Linked DNA regions of Homo sapiens: region 1 is linked to region 2. The links are chromatin loops, found by intact Hi-C in ENCODE. Cell type or tissue: endothelial cell of umbilical vein. All regions are shown on one strand. Each heading gives the region's core, and the rest is flanking DNA. Links, peaks and the distances in the headings are about the cores only. Region 1 overlaps MOSMO (modulator of smoothened). Region 2 overlaps MOSMO (modulator of smoothened).

Evidence for each region. A loop is a pair of places that touch in the nucleus more often than their neighbours do. Peaks named below come from ENCODE experiments on the same cell type or tissue, not always from the same donor. Only the 100,000 strongest peaks of a DNase experiment are listed, where the experiment ranks them.
Region 1: a loop joins it to region 2, with 5 times the contacts of the local background. A loop is called at or near these places in 10 of 110 quality-filtered maps.

What each region holds. Positions count from the first base shown.
Region 1 is chr16:22,024,239-22,029,626 of GRCh38, reverse strand. The region is part of intron 1 of MOSMO (modulator of smoothened); the gene reads right to left. Among named protein-coding and RNA genes, the nearest start is that of MOSMO, 19 kb to the right of the region's middle. RefSeq lists a silencer at 1,754-1,913 and an enhancer at 2,309-3,508. In endothelial cell of umbilical vein, for the core only: no CTCF peak of the experiment used is centred there; a DNase peak (open chromatin) is centred at 2,996; H3K27ac peaks cover 4,073 bases.
Region 2 is chr16:22,075,605-22,080,992 of GRCh38, reverse strand. MOSMO (modulator of smoothened) reads right to left here. Exons shown (of 3, transcript NM_001164579.2): 2 at 5,294-5,388; 3 at 1-297. The coding sequence ends at 113. Among named protein-coding and RNA genes, the nearest start is that of VWA3A, 14 kb to the left of the region's middle. In endothelial cell of umbilical vein, for the core only: a CTCF peak has its summit at 3,076 (motif pointing right); a DNase peak (open chromatin) is centred at 3,092; H3K27ac peaks cover 147 bases.

The sequences.
Region 1 (5,388 bases), core at 334-5,333, 52 kb after region 2:
AAATTAGTTAATTAATTCTACTAAAAGTCCAAATAACTGCTTAAAAGCTTTTAAGAATGCAACAGCATTTTTCTGTCTAGCAGACTTAAGTGTGTAAAGTTACAGGTCAAGTGACTGCAAAGCCACATTTTGGTGACAAAATTGAAGGAGAGGAAAAAGCTTTAAAACTGGTGAATTCTGAAGAAAAGGAAAGAGAATTTTCTGAAGCTATAAGATCTACAATGACATACATGACAGTAAGGTATGCTGGATTTCTTCCCTAGACAGATGACAAGGCCAGAAGACTCTAAATGGCAACTCAAGAAATAACTACAGGCAACCCTATTTCATTTTATGAATCATACATGTATCTAACAGCCCAGAGAAAGAATGCTTTCAAAATTGGAGGTATTTAAAATGTCAAGAATGTATGTACATTAAACCATCTGACTTTTAGGACTTTTAAAAATATAAACATAGCCAGGCGTGGTGGCTCACACCTGTAATCTCAGCACTTTGGGAGGCAGAGGCAGGCAGATAACGAGGTCAGGAGTTCGAGACCAGCCTGGCCAACATGGTGAACCCCCGTCTCTACTAAAAACACAAAAATTAGCCGGGCATGGTGGCAGGTGCCTATAATCCCAGCTACTCAGGAGGCTGAGGCAGGAGAATCGCTTGAACCTGGGAGGTGGAGGTTGCAGTGAACCAAGACTGCACCATTGTACTCCAGCCTGGGCAACAAGAGCAAAACTCCATCTCAAAATAAATAAACAAACAAACAAACATAGCAGTGGGTACAGGAAATAATGCTCTGACAATATACACTCATCAAGCCTATGGGAGTGAGGGAAGGTTAAGTAGAGTATAAACATGGGAGAACATAAAACATGTAATTTACATCACCTTTGGAAAAGTAAAGTTGTAGAAAGAGAAAAATTAAAGAAAATATGACTGAGTAGATTACATATAATAATTCCTAGAAGAGGCTAAGTATAGTGAAAGGTCAATTAAAAAAGAAAGCAGTTGTTTTAGAAGTAAACACCCATCAGATGTTTATAGAGTAGTAATTATGTGATTCTGATGTTAAGATCCTCTCTTTTTAAGTTGTTTAATGGGTGTAGAGTTTTGGTTTTGCAAGATGAAAAGAGCTTTACAGATGGATCGGGGTGACGGTGGTAAAACAATGTGAATAAACTTAATGCCACTGAACTGTACACTTAAAAATGGTTAAGATGGTAAATTTCGTTATGCATATTTTATCAAAATTAAAAAAAAAAAACATAAAAAAGATCCTCTCTTTTCAAATTCCAGGGTCCAGTAGCCCTATCCATATTGCTGAAATGATTATAATAAAACAAATATTATAACTTCTACACTGCTTGCAACTGAGTAATCATAATAAAGGAAAGTTATATTTGTATGGATGGATATATATGCATACGCACACGTGTGTTTGGTATAATGATTATATTCTGAAAACTTGAAGAAGGGAAAACTCCAGTAGTTTAACTGAAGATAGAGATTTTTATTGATTATGACCCTATATACTTTACATCTTCTGGATAAAAGACATACATCTTTTCAAAATGGATGGTACAACCTAGGAAGAGAACTGACACCAATAAATTTGAACTATATAAATCTAATGACCTAAAAAACGATACATTTTAAAAATGAAAACTGTATCCAGATGTTCTTCCAAAAGGTTATAGTTAGCTTGCCACACAACTCCTGGAGACTGCTCTTTGTGGCTTCAGTGAGGCAACTGTCCCCAAAGGAATACAGATACTTTCATACTGAGGCAGAGAAACTGAAGGCAAGGGCTAGGGGCAGGAAACGAATGAGAAATTCAATTTTCTTGTCACTGCACAAGTAGAGTAGGTGTTTAGCAGCTTGCTTTCTCACTTCCCAAACAGAATCTTCAGTGTTTTGGTTCAGAAAAATCTATTTTTGTCCTAAATTCTACTTCAAAACCTTGAGATTAAAATAAAGGGCACTCTGATAAGAAATTTTCTGTCCCTATCACTCATAAATCTGGAGGAGAAAACGGAGAGGAAGAAGGATAAATAATAATAGCTGCCACTATATTTTGAGTGCTTTCTTAGTGCTGGGTGTAGTATTAAGTGCTTTATGTGTGCTCAAGTTAATTCTCAAAACAATTCAATAAGGAAACTCAGTAACAGGCTAAATGACAAGGTACCAGCTAGAAGGAGTTGGTTAGAACATGAACCAAGTCTAATTCCACAGGTGTGCTCAAAGTTTACTATGTAGGAATATTTTTGTATAACGGTTAAATTTTTCTTGAATGTTTGTCCAGAGAGTTAAAACTTTAGAAACATTAACAAAGATGTCTCATAAACACTGATTTCCCCAGACAAGTGGCGCATTTTCCACAAACCGCTATTTTGGACAGAAAATACTAAAATAATTTTCTCCAGGTGTTTAGAAACGCAGTTAACCTAATGAAAGCACTATAACACAGTTTTGCATTCTTACTAGTGATATAAAGCACTTTTTCAAATTAATCTGATTGCCCACCTTACTTCCTTTTAAAATTATATTGAAATCCTAGTCCTAGATTTTCTTGAGAATTTCTCTAGTATATTACATAGAATTATATTTTAAAGCCACACACTAAAGACAGTTTAGGAGTGATTTAAAAAATGGAATTTCACTTTGATTCTGTTAATTCAAGAAGAGGATCTTCAAACACTGTAATTTAAAAAAAACAGAGACTTGCTACACGAATACTTTAAGCAAGAGCTAAATTCCTGAACAGTTTAACTCCTCCTATCATTTTTACTCAGCAGAATTTCAAATAGCAGCTTGTGTACCCAAGTTATTTACATATTTTCTTCCTTAATCATCTCCTTTTCAAAGGACATAGAGTTCATTTAACAACCAGTTATTATGTCCTAGTTTTATTGCTATTTTTATTTGCTTTCTTTAATGAATGAATCATTTCCAAAACCAGTTTGTAAAGTAATACTCATTTCCGCTATTTCACGTAAAAAGCACAGGTCCAACAATTGCACTCTTTACCACCCCTTCCCGTATGTCTCACCACCAAATCACTATAAGACATCCTAAATTACAAACAGATTAATGTCTTTAAGAATGCAATTCTCAGGCTGGGCGCGGTGGCTCATGCCTGTAATCCCAGCTCTTTGGGAGGCCGAGGTGGGCGGATCACCTGAGGTCAGGAGTTTGAGATCAACTTGACCAACATGGTAAAACCCTGTCTCTACTAAAAATACAAAAATTAGCTGGGCTTGGTAGCACGTGCCTGTCATCCCAGCTACTCAGGAGGCTGAGTCAGGAGGATCACTGCAACCCGGAAGGTGGAGGTTGCAGTGAGCCAAAATCGCACCACAGCACTCCAGCCTGGGCGACAGAGTGAGATCCTGTCTCCAAAAAAAAAAAAAAAAAAAAGAATGCAATTCTCTCATATCCAACTTCCAGACTTAGTTATCATACAGACCATAAATAATTGTGACTTGGACACTAGCTAATATTCCAGGAACTAGTTATTGGTGAAGCAGGAGGAATTAGGAAAAAAGCTGTTAGGTCATCTAGGTCATCTCAGAATTTGTAAAGAATGGGTAGGTCAAATACCCCTTAGGAAAGCAGATTTCAAAAAACTAGGCCTGATTACATGGAATGAAATTATTGAAAAAAGGGGGTTCAAATGGTTACTAAGTTCTTGAAAATGTGGTTCTAATAATTACAGAGGGTGTTAATAAGAGAGAGGTACTAAACAAACCAGGATGGTTAAAACAGGACTCATCAGAAACAGCACACTATAAAAACAGCAGTGTGGTATGACTCCAGCATCATTTAATGCCAGGTAAATCATTCCCTTCTTTGAATATGCTTCTTCAACAGCAAAATGGGGACATTTCCCCTGCAGAGCTGTTGTAGGGGGTTTGTTACCTACTAAGATCAGTATTTCTTTGCAGTTCTTTTTGTCCTTAGGTTATATCCCATCATTAAGAGAGCACAGTCAGAGTTTTATGTTGAAAAGTTACTTGATAATTCCTTTTTTCCTTGATGGTTACATGATTAATTTGATGTACAGTTAGGCTCACTGATTTCAATTTGTATTCAATATTGAAATTTACTTTTTTCAACAGTAAGACTACTCTTCTTTACAGTAGTGGTACTATTCATATGAGGTAAACACTGTGGCCAGTTGTCCATGGACTAGAATTTATATGTAAACAGTAGAATCGGTATGGTAACATTTATATCTACAACTTAATATTTATTACAATAAAGTATTTATGATCAATTTTTAAGATAACTGCCTATGGCTCCCGAAAAGACTATAGCTAAGGATCTTCAAAAGTTAGTCTGATTAACTTTAGTTGACACTTACATAGTGCTATGTGCCAAGCACTGTAAGTGTTTTATATACATGAAACAGACCTCTGAGGTATGTTGCCCAAAATCATGCTGCTAGTAAGCTGAACAGATAGAATTTTTTTTTTTTTTTTAGACAGAGTCTTGTTCCATTGCCCAGGCTGGAGTACAGTGGCACAATCATATCTCACTGCAGCCTTGAACTCCTAGGCTCAAGCGATCCTTCTGCCTCAGCCTCCCGAGTAGCTAGGACTACAGGCACACATCATCATGACTAGCAATTAAAAAAAAAAATGTTTGTAGAGATGAAGTCTTGCTATGTTGCCCAGGTTGGTCTCAAACTCCTGGGCTCAGGCGATCCTCCCATCTCAGCCTCCCAAAGTGCTCAGATTACAGGCACATGAACCGTCATGTCCAGACAGAACAGGTAGAATTTGAACCTAGGCTCTACAGTCTGTCCTGTTAGCCACTTTAATATAATGTCTCCTGCATTCTAACTGATTACACATATGTCCCTGCCATAAATAGGAGCCATAAAACTTAAACCTTTTCTGGTTACTTAAATGTGTGACCTTAAGAAAATTATTGTATCATAACTTTCCCACTATTAAAAATGTTTTCGGCCAGGCGCAGTGGCTCATGCCTGTAATTCCAGCACTTCGGGAGGCTGAGGTGGGCAGATCACAAGGTCAAGAGATCGAGACCATCCTGGCCAACATGGTGAAACCCCGTCTCTGCTAAAAATACGAAAATTAGCTGGGTGTGGTGGCATAAGCCTATATAGTCCCAGCTACTCAGGAGGCTGAGGCAGGAGAATCACTTGAACCCTGGAGGTGGAGGTGGCAGTGAGCCGAGATCATACCACTGCTCTCCAGCCTGGTGACAGAACAAGACTCCGTCTCAAAAAAAAAAAAAAGTTTTCAAAGATAATCAACTGCTGTAGACTAAATCTCCTATACATATTTGTAAATATTATTTAGGCCAAATCAACTGCTCTACCTAACCACTAATTTCACTCATTCAATCAACATTCATTAAACATTGCTG
Region 2 (5,388 bases), core at 197-5,196:
TCTTCCCATGAGAGGCCTGCTCAGATGCCTCGCCTTTGTCCTCTCCACCCTCCAAAAATAAAAAAATAAAATAAAATAAAAAATAATAAGAGTCAAGCAATTTAGACATTCATCAGCCTGGTAAACAAACTTTGCCAGCAAATAGAAGTCCTACTATTGTAAAGAAAATTGATAAGACAAAAAGTACATATGATGACCCAACTACTGTGTTGTTGGGTAATTTATAAGGTTGACCTCCGACTTCATTGATGTAAAATCCTATTGGAAATATTAGGGCAGCCATACAGAAAAGGATCACTGTAAAACAAACCAAAACACAACATTAGTAACATGGTTTGGTGATTTCAAAAAACAATGAAAATTTGGCACAAAGGAAGCTTGTAAGAAGGGCTGGCCAAACCTGTTAAAACATGGACCACTTGTTAAAAATGTGTATATATTTCAGGTCACATAGTATCCCTGAAGCCTAACAATACAGTAAAAGCTAGGTTAGGCTTTTATGTAAGTTTTAGGACAATTCTGAATATCAGGATTAAGAAAGTCCTTTTCCAAACCTACCAAATCCTCACAAATACGATTCCTAGCCATTTACAATAGTAATTAAGGGCACTAGCTAGAGTCAGATAGGGGCTCAATTCCAGCTCTATTGCCTACTAGCTGTGTAATCTTAAGCCTCTGGTTCCCTTCTGAAAATGGGGGAAATACTAGAAGGATAAATAAAATAATGTCTAGTCCCTGACACAGTGCCAGGTAACAGTAAGTGCTGAATGAGTGCTGCATACCATTATCACAATAGTTACTATTCTGACAATTCTCTGTTCCTCTCAGTGTTAGTGAGAAGGAATTGGAGAAAAGGTACATATAAATAAGCATCACTTATCTTACTCTGATTTAAAATCAGCTAGTAGAGGCTGGGCATGGTGGCTCATGTCTGTAATCCCAGCACTTTGGGGGGCCGAGGCGGGCGGATAACCTGAGGTCATGAGTTTGAGACCAGCCTGGCCAACATGGTGAAACCCTGTCTCTACTAATAATACAAAAATTAGTCAGGCGTAGAGGTGCAAGCCTGTAATCCCAGCTACTCAGGAGGCTGAGGCAGGAGAATCACTTGAACCTGGGTGGTGGAGGTTGTAGTGAGCCAAGATTGTGCCACTGCACTCCAGCCTGGGCAACAGACTGAGACTCTGTCTCAATACAAAAATAAATAAATAAAAATAAAATAAAACCAGCTAGTAGAAATAACCTCAGATCTCTGGGATTAGTAAAGTGTCACAGTGGTTATCTCTTATCATGGATAATATTCCAAAAAATAAAATCTCTGTCTGGTTTCTGAATACCCAGAGAGGTAGGTTAAAGTCAGGGAGGATAGGTAACCTTCTTTGAGTTTTGCATGTAAACACAAAGGAGTATATTATTTGTTAAAATGTTTTTAAAAGGATATCAGAAAACCCAATGTCCGGGTAAAAGTGATTCCACAGTCCAGTGTTTCAGCAAATGGCCTGCTCCCTTGTGCTACCAAAGAAATGGTCTTCTTAGTGAACACAAACTATTTACAGATAGGCTAGCTTTTCCAAGAAAATATTTTTGCTTTTTGAAAGCATATTGCTCAAGTGTTCATTGTCCTTCAACTTTCTCTGGAGGCAGAAATACTTCTTCAGTGTAATGTGAGGACAGATTACTAGGCACTGTACATGAAGAGTTGGACCTTCCATTATTAACTGAATGCGTTTTCACCTCCAGGTGAAAACTATCCCCCAGCAATACTAACAGAGTCCTGGATAAACATTTCAGCTGACACTCGTCTCTACATTTTTTTGTGTGTTAACCAATCAACAAAACTTTCAGAGTTTTAAAAAAGTCAATTAGGAACCCCTTCCAGAAGGAATAACTCCAGCAATACAATGAGAAAAAACATTTGCTTAAGTAATACATCAGCTTAAGAAACAACAGCACTCTTACTTGTACGATTTAGGTAGATTATTTTATATTATACAAACTTACAGCTTATTTCATTTTGGGCAAATGACCACACCAAATAATATTACATAAGCAAACTTGGATTTTTTTAGATAGCTACTATAGAACAAATGAAAAATTCAGGCATTATGTTTTATAGCTTTTAGCTTTTTTGTTGCATAGTCAGCAACAAATAACTATTAGTGCTGCCAATGCCCACTTATCAGTGTTGTCTGTCACCAATTTCTAATGGTTCCACAGCTTAATATGGTCTGGTGAGTAAAATGAAACCACAATTTAGGTAACTATACACAATCTAATTTAAAAAACAATGGGGCAAAATTATTGTTGTAAAACAATTTTTTTCTTAATGTTGACTAATCTCAAGAAACAAGTAATTTAGAAAAGTACTTTAGGAATATGCAGATGTTAAATTTGTTCATTATGTTGACATGCCAACTTTGTTCCTATCATTTCCTATTTTCTACTCTAAAAAAGATCTATCCTTTATAATGGAGTAATCATTCTGCAACCAAAGAGTTTAACATTTTCAAGAGTTAAATATTTTCCAAATTTGTTAGAAAAGGCTTAAATTTTAAGGGAACAATGAAGTCCTGTTTAACCTTAGTTTTAAATCCAAGGAAGCAGGTTCTCTATACTTCCTGGGAGCAGATTTAATGCAGGTGGATGAGTTTTTCTTTTAAGCTATTGTGAACTATTAAGTTACTTTAGATCTTAAAATATTATTAATGCTGATAATATCAAACTTTGAAGGCTGAGCTTTGGATCCTAAATAAGTTTGTAAAGACACAATTTCATATCCTCCATGGCACAGATTTCTTGGTGGCGAGAGTCAGAAATCAGGTGCACTGGTAGGTGAGGGTGGAAATCAGGGTGGCAAAGGAAAGAACAAGGGCCAAACTTGAAGAACAGGACGACTCATCTTGGTTTCTCTTGCCCCCATAGGGAACCCCCATCATGTGGGGGCTCTTCTCTGAGACATATTTCCCCACTGTGCACGGCCATCAGAAGATATCACCCTTACATTATTATGAAAACTATAGCTTAACGGGAATAGAAATACACATAATAAAGTACATTTTTCAGGGGTGGAGTGGAAACACTAGGGGGCGCCCAATCCCTCTCAGAACTGTCACCCCAGCCACTCGTTCTGGTACCAAAAACAATGTATTTAAGGAAGCTAAAAGCAAGGCAGCCCTTATCCTCACCCTCAAGGTCCTCATGCACCAGGGAGGTTCTCAGAAGCCTTGAGCCATTAGACTCATTAACCTGTTTGACTAGGGAGCCCCAGGAGGTCCTCGGTGGGGCTGTCACGGGATATGGGGGAGCTCTATGCTTGCTTAAATGAAATTAGCTCAAAGATATATTACGTTTAAAAACCAAGATACAGAACAGTAGAAAAAATTTTACATAAATATGTATGTATGGAACACACACATAATAGATATGTTTCTGTGCACTGAATACCTCTAGTAGGAAACCCCAGAAACTGGTAAAAATGGTTGCCTCCAGGAAAGGGGTTAATGGGATGGCTGGGTGACAGGGCCAAATATGATTTCACATGGTTACCCTTTCAGAGATTTTGAATTATGCATCATATGCACATATTATTTCAAAAAGTTAAATTATTTAAAAAATAAAGAAAAAAATACATTGCATTTGGGGGCAACTACACATACTTAAATATTCTCTGCTTAAGGGGAATGGAAAACAGATAATCCTAGTTCTTTCCCTTTATTGGGTCATAAGAATCTATAGCTCATGAGAGCATATAACGTTTCGACTCACACTACCTTGCTAAATCATATTTTAGGTTTTTGGTATTCAAGGCATATGCATTCCCAAATTTCAACTAAATCCAGAAACTAAATCCTTCTTTGATATTATTTCACTCCTTGAAGAGTGATTTCTATCTGGATTAGTGAATCTGTGAGTAAAAGATAAAGAAGCAGATTCTCTTTAAATTTCTCATCAATATCCTTAACTTTAGCCGCACTGTTTCTACGATTGCTTCTGGACCCTCTCTCCAGAAAAGAATTGTCTCAGGAGGTCTGTTGGACAGGGGAAAGGTCACCAACTTGTTTCACTCTGCTTAACAAGGATGGAGAACCTTTTTTATATAAAAGGCAACTTGATCTAAATTTAAAAATTAAGGGCAATATAGATAAACAGAGTCAGAAACATACACATTAAAGAGTATCAATTTCAGAGAATACAGGAAGAAACAGAGGCTCATGAAGGAATATCACTCTCCTGCAGCCCTTTAGGATAAACTGAGTTTTAACATTAATAGGGATACAAGGGATTATCCCTTATCCCAATTATATGCGTTCTAAATGAAAATATCAAGAGAAAGTCAGCTGTTATATTTATTTTTAAAAATGTATGCAAACCTGAGATTATTTTAAGGCACTGAATTAAAAGTCTCATTTGCATAGGTATTGTTCTCCTGTTTCTTTAGAGCAGGATTTCTAAACAGTGGCTCTACTGCTACTTGGAACCAGATAATTCTTTGTTGTGGGGGGCTGTCCTATGTATTTGTAGGACGTTTAGCAGCCTCCCTGCCTCTACCCACCAGCATCCCCCTAGTTGTGACTACCAAAAATGTTTTCAGATATTGTTAAATAACCCCTGGGGTGCAAAATTGCTTTGGAGAAAAAGAAGCACGAAAGCAGAATTGCAGAAATGTCTTTTCTTTGTGCATTTTTGTTTCTTCTGTTTAACTTGAGATAAATCTCTGATGTGTTGTGAAATTAAACCAATTTTGCAAAGTACAAGAGAATGTGTAATATATAAGCTTATACCCTTGGGCAGAGCTTAATGGAGTAAGAAATATTGATAAACAATTATTAAATAACAAAATGTGTTGATTTTTCAATGGTTACAACATACAGCAGAAACTCAAAATCAATATTAAAAAATATTTCCACCTTCATCTAATTTATATTTTTATGTATTTGTTCTATACTTATCTTTATTTTGATAGATGATACCAATAGCTTCAAGAAGAGGAAAAGACTCAGGCTACTGGTAACTCTGAGTCACAAACCTGGAACACTTATGTCACAATCTGAGCAAAAATAAAATTCATTAAAATAGCATTTCATACAAAGTGATTAAAGTTGTGGATGTCCTGGTCTTGCAGAAAGAGTTTTGAAGAAATGATGGGACTGTGTAGAGTCTATCTCACGGCCATACACAAGTGGTGCTCTTTGATGATTATGAAGTCCTTATTACTGATTCTTGATTATCTTCATAAAAATACCAGTGTGGGTGGGTGCCTTCTAGACAAATTTAGTAAGCACAGGTTACTTACTTCCAGTGAATGCTATCCATCGAGCATATTTTGTAGCTTCTCTTCGCCAGTGGGAAGCCACCAGCAAACCACATGTGACAGTCAATGAAATGATT